Linked DNA regions of Homo sapiens: region 1 is linked to region 2. Evidence: chromatin loops called from intact Hi-C (ENCODE). Cell type or tissue: gastrocnemius medialis. All regions are shown on one strand. Each heading gives the region's core, and the rest is flanking DNA. Links, peaks and the distances in the headings are about the cores only. Region 1 overlaps RBFOX2 (RNA binding fox-1 homolog 2). Region 2 holds the start of APOL1 (apolipoprotein L1).

Region 1 (4,397 bases), core at 100-4,099, 310 kb after region 2:
ATATTGACTAATCATTCAGAAATGATATTGATAATTTCCAGAAAAGCATTTAGAAAAACGGCTTTAAAAATCACTGTCTTTTCAGCATGTATCAATTCAACATAGTACTGGAGGTCTTGTCCTAATAGGTTTGAAGTTATCACTCACCTCCATCCCCCCACACACTTTTAAAAAGATCTTCTGAAGTCCTGTAGTTATTTTTAATAGATTTTAGTTATGGTATCAGTCGCACTGTCTTGTAATTATTATGACTCTCAGCTCCTCAAGGGCAAGAATACCAGCACTATGTTTCTCAAAGCAGTTGTTCAATCCACTCTTACTGAATAAGTGAAGGATTCTTCTGCTTAAAGAGATTTTACAGATGTAGGTACATATAGGAGCATCTAAGCAGCCAAAGAAGAATATAAAAGTCAGATGCTATTTTTCTTGCTGTGTATCACTTCTGTCTGTATCCACTGTACATTCACAGTCCATTGGCAGTTGGGTTTTTTTTGAGACGGAGTCTCGCTCTGTCGCCCAGGCTGGAGTGCAGTGGCGCGATCTCGGCTCACTGCAAGCTCTGCCTCCCGGGTTCATGCCATTCTCCTGCCTCAGCCTCCCGAGTAGCTGGGACTACAGGTGTCCACCACCATGCCCAGCTAATTTTTTGTATTTTGTATTTTTAGTAGAGATGGGATTTCACTGTGTTAGCCACGATGGTCTCAATCTCCTGATCTCGTGATCCACCCACCTCAGCCTCGCAAAGTGCTGGGATTACAGGCGTGAGCCACCGCGCCTGGCCAGCAGTTGGGGTTTTTTTGATAGTTACTTAAGGATTTTTCTGTTGCATTGTCACATGTCCACTAACCAGAAGCTTCTAAACGGTTTTAATTGCTGACCTCTTAGTTAATAAAGATTCTTACGGTTGGTATTTTATTTCTTATGTATTTCTTTTTATTTTTGAGCAGTCTCTGTGCCAAGACAGAGTCCGTTTCTTTCATTCTTAATAGGCCAATAATGCTTGCTTATAGACATATCGCTACTAAAACCTTTTCTTTTTGGACTTCTAACACATCTGATTTCCATCTTGTCTGTTCCAGTAGCTTTTCTTGTAATTTCATCTCTGCTTTAAATGCCAGTTATTGTTTTTATGCTGATTAAAAACTCAGACTTGCATATCATTAGATAATCATAATCATCTCTGACCAGACGAGGCAAATCTTTCCCACTATTCGACTGGCACAAAATAGTTGCGGTTTTTACCATTACTTTAATTTTGCACCAGCCTAATAGTTGTCATGAAGTAGTAGAAGTATTGGGTATAGAATCAAGACCTAAGTCTGGAGGCATCTCAGCCACTGTCATTAGTTATTTGATTATGAGCAAATCACTTAAAGTGTCTGAAATTCAGTTTTGTCATCTGTAAAATGACATTTATAAAACTTGTTTTATGCATTGTGAGGACTAAGTGAGATATATAGTTGGTTTTATAAGTTATAAAGCAGTAAGAAACACTGACAACAGCTTTATTCTAAGTCATATGTGAATTTTACACAATGTAAAATTTGGGTAAAACATGTCCTTTCAACCTTCCACAAATCTTATTCTTCTCCCTAGAGGTAACCACTATTAGAAGTTTGTTATATATCCTTCTTTATATTTTCGATGCATTTAGTTACCTTTTTTTTTTTTTTTAAGAGATGGGATGTCGCTGTGCTGCCCAGGCTATCTCAAACTCCAGGGCTTGAGTGATCCTCCTGCCTGAGCCTTCTGTGTAGCTAGCCATTTCTGCTTGAGTGTTCTGTTCTGCTGTCATTTAATATGACCTGAGGTCATTTATAAAGATTTTACCTTATTTTAAAAACCTTGCAGGTGGGATGTTGAAATTTTGCAATAATTGATAACACTATTACCTTATTATTAATGGAAACTGAGGTTTTTTTTCCTAGTTTTTCACTAAGGCAAACAACACTGTTTTGAAAATCTTCGCACATGCTTCTTTGTCTAGATAGAGATGTGAAGTTACAGGAAGGTATATGCATTCAATATTTTGATAGTACTGCCAAATTACTTTCCATAACAGCATCCCAATATACTTATATTCCTACTATTAGGTGTGAGAGTATCTATTGACTCATCTTTTTGCCTATTCATGGTGTTTTCATTTTTGCTAATCTCATATGTAAAACATGGTATCTCAAATCTAAAAGAATGTTCGTAGGCAGCATGGTGTGAGCACAAAAACCATTAAGTGGAAACAATTCAATTATCCATTAACAGGAAAATAGGACAGATAAGTAATTTATTTGACATGTTTATAGTTTATAAGAGAATACTAAATGGCAATCATAGTAAAATACAGTTATGTGCCCTAGTGGAGGTGAATCTTACATAGTATTGAGCAAAAATGCCAAATTACTGAAGAATACCTGCAATAGGATCCATGCCTGTAAAATTCAAAATCACGCAAAATTAATGCATTTGTAAGAGACAGATATATACAGGGAGGGCTTGAGAGTTCCAAATAGCCTTATCTGAGAGGTAGGAAATAAAGAAGAGTGCTAAGGCAGGTGGAGGAGTAAATCCATTTCCTCTGACACATCTCTGTGCAACCTGTTATGACCAACTTTTCTATTGAAGTTTTTGACAATACTGGCTTATACGAATGTGATCTTTTCCTTATATTTTTTTCATTGTTGAACTCCAGGATTTTATGGAATATGGTTCATATGTGGGATGTCCTCTGGGAGTGATGAATTTCTGTTAATATGCTTTTGGGGTTTTTGATTACTTTCTTAATCAGATAATCCCCTTCTCAGACAATCATGAAATGTTTATTGTAAGGGAATAATATGGAATCATTAGTAGGGATGAGAACCTGGAAAAATGGAAAGAACAGGGGTTTGTAGTCCAGCAGACACAGGTTGGCAGTTTGAATTTCCCATTCAATATCTATGTGTTATTGGGCCAGTTACTTACCTTCTTTCAGTTAGTTTCCCCAGTGATAGGAAATATATTTTTGTATACTGCTATATTATCTCATTCTTTTTGCCTCTATCTCTTCCTCTTTTCCACCATCCTGGAACTGTACTGATTAGGTGCTTAATAACTGGGGGGTTATCATCATCATTGTTAAAATTTGTAGAGAATGGTGTGTGGAAGTAAATTTATAGAATCCAGAACAAACAAAAGGCACTTGTGCATTTCGGAAAGAGCCTTGTTCTTTTGTTAAAATCTAAACTGCATGTCTCCCCTATAAAAATCAGTATGAAAAATAGCCAACATTGCCTATAACTATTATTATTTTTAAATAACAGATTTAATGAGATATAATTCACAGACCATAAATCTCGCATTTATGAAGTGCTTTTAGTGTTTCAGTGGTTTTTAATATAATAATGGATGTGTGCATCCATCACTAAAATCTAACTCCAGAACATTGTCATCTCCCTCCAGATAAACCTGGTAGCCGTTAGCAGTCACTGCTCATTTCTTCCCGCTAGTCCCTGGAACCACTAATTTATATTCTGCCTCTATGAATAATCTGCCTATTCTTGATATTTCATACAAATCAAATTATATAATTTGTGGCCTTTTGTGTCTGTTTTCAAGCATGGTGTTTTCAGTATTCATCTGTGTTGTATCTGTACTTTATTTTTAAAATTACTGAATAATATTCCACTATGGATGTACCATACTTCATTTATCCATTCATCAATCGACGGACATTTTGGTTTTTTTCTGCTGTTTGGTTATTATGAAATAATGCTGCTATGAACATTCATGTATATTATTTTGTGTGGACATATGTTTTCAGTTTTCTTAGTTACATACCCAGGTGTGGAATTGCTGGGTCATATAACTCTATGTTTAATAGAAGGACTATCCAACTGTTTCCAGAGCAGCTATACCATTTTACATTCCCACCCGCAGTGTAGAAGAATTCTGATTTCTCCATGTCTTTGACAATACTTATTGTTGTCTGGCATTTTGTTTATAACCATTCTGATGAGTGTGAGTTTTATCTCAATGTGGTTTTGATTTGCATAATGACTTATGATGTTGAGCATCTCTTCATGTACTTACTGGCCATTTGCACATCTCTTTTGCAGAACTGTCTGAATTCCTACACATTTTCTGGTTATTTAGCTCCATTTATTTATTACACATTCTTTTGGGTGTCTACATGTGTTAGATACTGTGCTAGATCTCAGGGAAACCATGATGAACAAGACACAGGGTCTCTGCAGTAAGCTTAAGTTGTCTTCAGACTTCCATGCTTTTGACTATCAAATATCTGAATATAGTCAACCTACCAATTAGTGGAAAGTTTACTCTATTGTTATATTCAAAAGTCCTATCAATGAAAATTTCTTTTACGCTGTTCTGCTAGTAGGAATGAAAGTACAGTGAATGGA
Region 2 (4,397 bases), core at 136-4,135:
CCAGTGTGTATTGCATGTCTGCGATGTGCAGAGCCTCTTACATGTGTCTCATTCGATGATCACACACAGGCCAGGAGATGGGTACCACTTTCCCATTCAAACACAGAGGAATCCACAAAAGTTAGGGAACTTGCCAGTGTTTTTACAATAGTGCTAGAGCCAGGACTTCTGCTTCAACCCCATGTTTTCAATGACTGTGCTCTACTCCCTTAAATATACAATATTGAGTCATGTATACACGCTCATGGTAAATGACTCCTCATTGCAAATCCTTGTCTCACACTCTGTGCTCAACTCTTCATCTTGGTGAATTCACTGGTGCTGCACTGGACAGCCTGTGTCCCCGTTGCTTCTCTAAGATTCTTTGTCCCACAAAGACCTGGATCTTGCCAGATGCCAGCCCAGCCCCTGCTGTGGCTGCCAAGCCCTCCTGGTGCTGCCCTGTCCCCTCTGCTGTCTTTCCCTAGCTGATGGACCTCAGGGTGTTTCTAATTCCTCATATAAATTATGCTACAAAGAACATCCTTCTTCGCATAAAACTTTGCCCACATTTGAGATTATTTCCTTAAGATATTTGTAGGAGTAGAATGAGCAGGTCAGAGGCTATCAACAACTCAAAAGGCTTTATACCTAGAGCCACACTGCAGGCAAATTGTACCAATTCACACTCAAACTAGCAGTATATGAAGATGCCCTTTCTTTCAGTCTTACTGGCTCTCAGTAGTCTCTTGTTTAAGACAAAAAAAAACCAAAACATATACACAACATATAAATATGAGAACTAAATATACTTGTTATCAACACCAATTAGTACAAAATTTAAAGCACAAAGGTAGCAGTTGGGATGTGAAGCACTGAACGAAGGAGAAGGAGGATTAATATTATCATTTTTTTAAAGAGGGAAGTTAAGAAATACTGGGTACAACTGAGGGTATATGAAAGTTGTAAGTAAATTATTTACAGCTACAAAGTTGCTAATGGAAGACATAAAACTGGTGATAGAATGTTAGGAAAAGGTGGAGAGGAGAGATAGAGGGAGGGTACAAATAAGATGAAAATGACTAATAATGATACTATAAATAATAACAATACCATTTCAGGCCCATCCCAGTTAGGGGCGGCTCCAAGCATTACCATTGTTCTTTTCTCACCGTGTGTCTCTGCGCACTCCCTGGCACACCCACTTCCAGCAGCTGGTCTTTGTTTGCAGACTTTATTTTAACAGCTCAGTGGTTCCCGGGCCCCCTGATGGGGTTCCATCCTCCAGCTCTCATACTAAAGCCCCCTCCTCAAAAGCCACTCGCCTCCCTCTTTCCCTTTCCTGCCTTTGTCTCAGGGTTCAGACACACAGATGTTTGTCTTCTGGGGACTCCATGCAGCAAGGGTAAAAGGGGGACCCAGTCCTGGGCAGCAGTTCACCAGGGGAGTATGCAGAGGGGCGTCTGGGCCCTTCTTGCTGTAAGGGACAAGGGTGACAGGAGAGGGGCATCCCTTCGCCTTCTTCCTGCTTTGTTCACTGTGTGATCCCCTAGGCCAGGGGAGCCATCTCAACACCATCTCATGAGCCATGAGGACACAGGAGGACCAGGAGAGAGCAGAGGAGCAGGAGGGTAGAGAGAGCTGGTGCCTCGGATTCCCCCGACACTTGTGAGGAGCTGCACCCTGGATCCCATCCTCCTTGGTCATTGTTGGCCTGGCTCAGACCCTGACCTGGAGCCTCTGCTGAATATTGAGGCCGGATATTGACCGTTAGCCTCAACTAGGATACAGCGGGTCCTCCCTGGGCGAGTCTGCCGGTTGGTCAATTCCGGGAAGTGACTTTGGTTCCTAGAAGAAGCCCAGATGGCCCTGGCCCAGCCCAAGCCCAGTCCAATTGTGCAGCCCAGACAGGGAGCCCTCCCTCCCGCCTCAGGGCTCTGAGCCAAGCTCACCAGATGCAGAGGACAGAGACTCTCAGCAAAGCAGCTCCCTCCATGTCGCTGCAGGGCCTCCTCCTTGAGCAGGAAAAGAGGGGTTGAGACAGTGTGCTCCTCCTGAGAAATCACCATTTTCATTTCATTTTTTTTTTGAAATGGAGTCTCGCTCTATCACCCAGGCTGGAGTGCAGTGGGGCGATCTAGGCTCGCTACAAGCTCTGCCTCCCGGGTTCACGCCATTCTCCTGCCTCAGCCTCCCGAGTAGCTGGGACTACAGGTGCCCGCCACGACACCCGGCTAATTTTTTTGTATTTTTAGTAGAGACAGGGTTTCACCATGTTAGCCAGGATGGTCTCGATATCCTGACCTCGTGACCACCTGTCTTGGCCTCCCAAAGTGCTGGGATTACAGGCGTGAGCCACCGCGCCCGGCCTTTCGTTTAGTTTTTAATAAACAGTTTTGCTCTGTCACCCAGGCTGCAGGGCTTTGACACCATCCTAGCTCATTGCAGCCTAGATCTGTTGGGCTCAAGTGATCCGCCTCCTTCAACCTTCTGAGTAGCTGGGACTACAGGTACACACTACCATGCTGGGCTAATTTGTTAATTTTTGATTTCATAGAGACAGCATCTCCTGTGTTTCCCAGGCTGTCTTGAACTCCTGGCCTCAAGTCATCCTCCCGCCTCTGCCTCCCACAGCACTGGGGTTACAGGCTTCATCATCTCTTTTTGGTGAAGAACAAATAAGACCATGACTCAGATTTCACAGAAATTACCCCCCTGATTTCATGGACTTTTGGCAGCTCTATCAGGTTTTTTACAGGGGAAAATACTCAGGCTGGGAGGGGAGGTGAATTTCCCAGAGTCACACAGCTCTTGGAGGGCAGAGGGGAGGCCAACATCTGCCCTTGTGACTCTAATATTGAAGCAAAAATGTTTGATTTTAATAATCCAAAAGTTTCCAGGTTTGATTCTCCTTCTATGAACACAGAGATCTAAGCTCTCACTCCTGTAGTTATACTCACAATTCCACAGTGTGGCTTTTGAATCTCATGATTGCAAAGCTGGCATCATGCCACAGGCACCATTCTGCAACGCACCCTTCTCACTCCCCTGTCTCAGCCACGTTTCCCATTAGGGACACAGCACAGCCTGTTTCTTCTCCATCACCCCAGAAGTCTGAACAGAGGGACAGAGGTGAGGGCCAGAGACGTGGAGTCCTATGATCTACCTGCTCAGCCTCCTGACACGGGACCCTGGGCAAGTCATTCCGCTCCCAGGGCCTCAGTTTCCCCACAGGGCCTGGCACAAGTTGGTGCTCAGACTCAGGGTGGGTGAGATGACCTCTGAACTCCTTGTACCTGAAAAAAAATTCTGTTGCCCCCATTGGGCCTCAGCAGCAGCACCCTGGGGCCAGCCTTGGTGTGGCCTGGCCATAAGAACAGGCTGGGATCTGGGTCACCTCCTCTCCTCCACCTTCTTTGGTTCCTTCAAATTTCCCAAAGAGATGGGCACCCCCAACACAAACCTTCCTTCTGGGTTCACTCAGTCGTGTCTCAGCAGTCAAAACCAGGGCTGAGCCCAGGGAGCTTTGTGAACCCATCTGAGCTGTTTCCCCAACCCTCTATAGTTTAAGAGCCCAGCAGGAGAGGGGAAGCAATCAGACTCAAGCCTGGGTGCAAATCCAGGCTTTGCCGCTACTTTCCTGTCTATCTGAACCAGTCACCTAACCTCTCCCAGCTTATCTACAAAAGCTGTGAGAATAAGATGGAGGCAGGTCAACTGTCCCCAACTTACCAAGGAATCTTCCCCTGGCAGAGACTGAGCAAGATCCAGCTGTTCTGAGCTGTGTGGATCCCACCTCCAGTTATGCGTCTGTATAATAACCAGACAGGTCCTCCAGTCCCCAAGATATACCGAGGAATTCGAAAGGGAAAGTGAAAGTCACAACTTCCCAGCAGCTCATGACCAAGCACAGCAAACACGCTCCCCTCCACCTTCAGTCCAGCCCCACCCTCCTTGCTGCTGCCCTTAGAGGAGCAGCCTGAGACCAGACATCCAGATCCCTCTCATCCAACCCACCTGCCTCGCATCCTCAGGGCTGGGGGTCTGCTGTGGTCTCAAGGAGAAAGACCTGCCACTGACATACTATGGGACCCTGCAGATTACTCCCCATCCTCCCGTGCATCCACATTCCCCTGATGCCTGCCTTACTCCTGCCCGTGCCATCGGCATAAGCACAGTCTCCCACACATGCCTTGTGGATGCTTATTGTATATTTATTGTAATGCCGTTGGGGTTATTTTGGTTATGTTTTTGAGACAGGGTCTCAGTCTGTCACCAAGACTGAATTGCAGTGCCACAGTCATCGCGCACAGCAGCTTCAAACCCCTGGGCTTAAGCCATCCCCCCACCTCAGCCTCCTGAGTAGCTGGTTCTACAGGTATCAGCCAACCACCCAGCTAATTTTTAAAAAAATTATA

Evidence for each region. Peaks named below come from ENCODE experiments on the same cell type or tissue, not always from the same donor. Only the 100,000 strongest peaks of a DNase experiment are listed, where the experiment ranks them.
Region 1: a loop joins it to region 2, with 6 times the contacts of the local background. A loop is called at or near these places in 1 of 110 quality-filtered maps.

The regions. Positions count from the first base shown.
Region 1 is chr22:35,940,001-35,944,397 of GRCh38, reverse strand. All of the region lies in intron 1 of RBFOX2 (RNA binding fox-1 homolog 2), which reads left to right. Among named protein-coding and RNA genes, the nearest start is that of RBFOX2, 87 kb to the left of the region's middle. In gastrocnemius medialis, for the core only: no CTCF peak of the experiment used is centred there; no DNase peak of the experiment used is centred there.
Region 2 is chr22:36,252,534-36,256,930 of GRCh38, reverse strand. APOL1 (apolipoprotein L1) reads right to left here and starts at 3,798. Exons shown (of 6, transcript NM_003661.4): 1 at 3,712-3,798; 2 at 1,932-1,994. The coding sequence starts at 1,975. RefSeq lists enhancers at 1,437-1,936, 3,686-3,745. In gastrocnemius medialis, for the core only: no CTCF peak of the experiment used is centred there; DNase peaks (open chromatin) are centred at 1,860, 3,010 and 3,917; H3K4me3 peaks cover 2,646 bases; H3K27ac peaks cover 3,604 bases.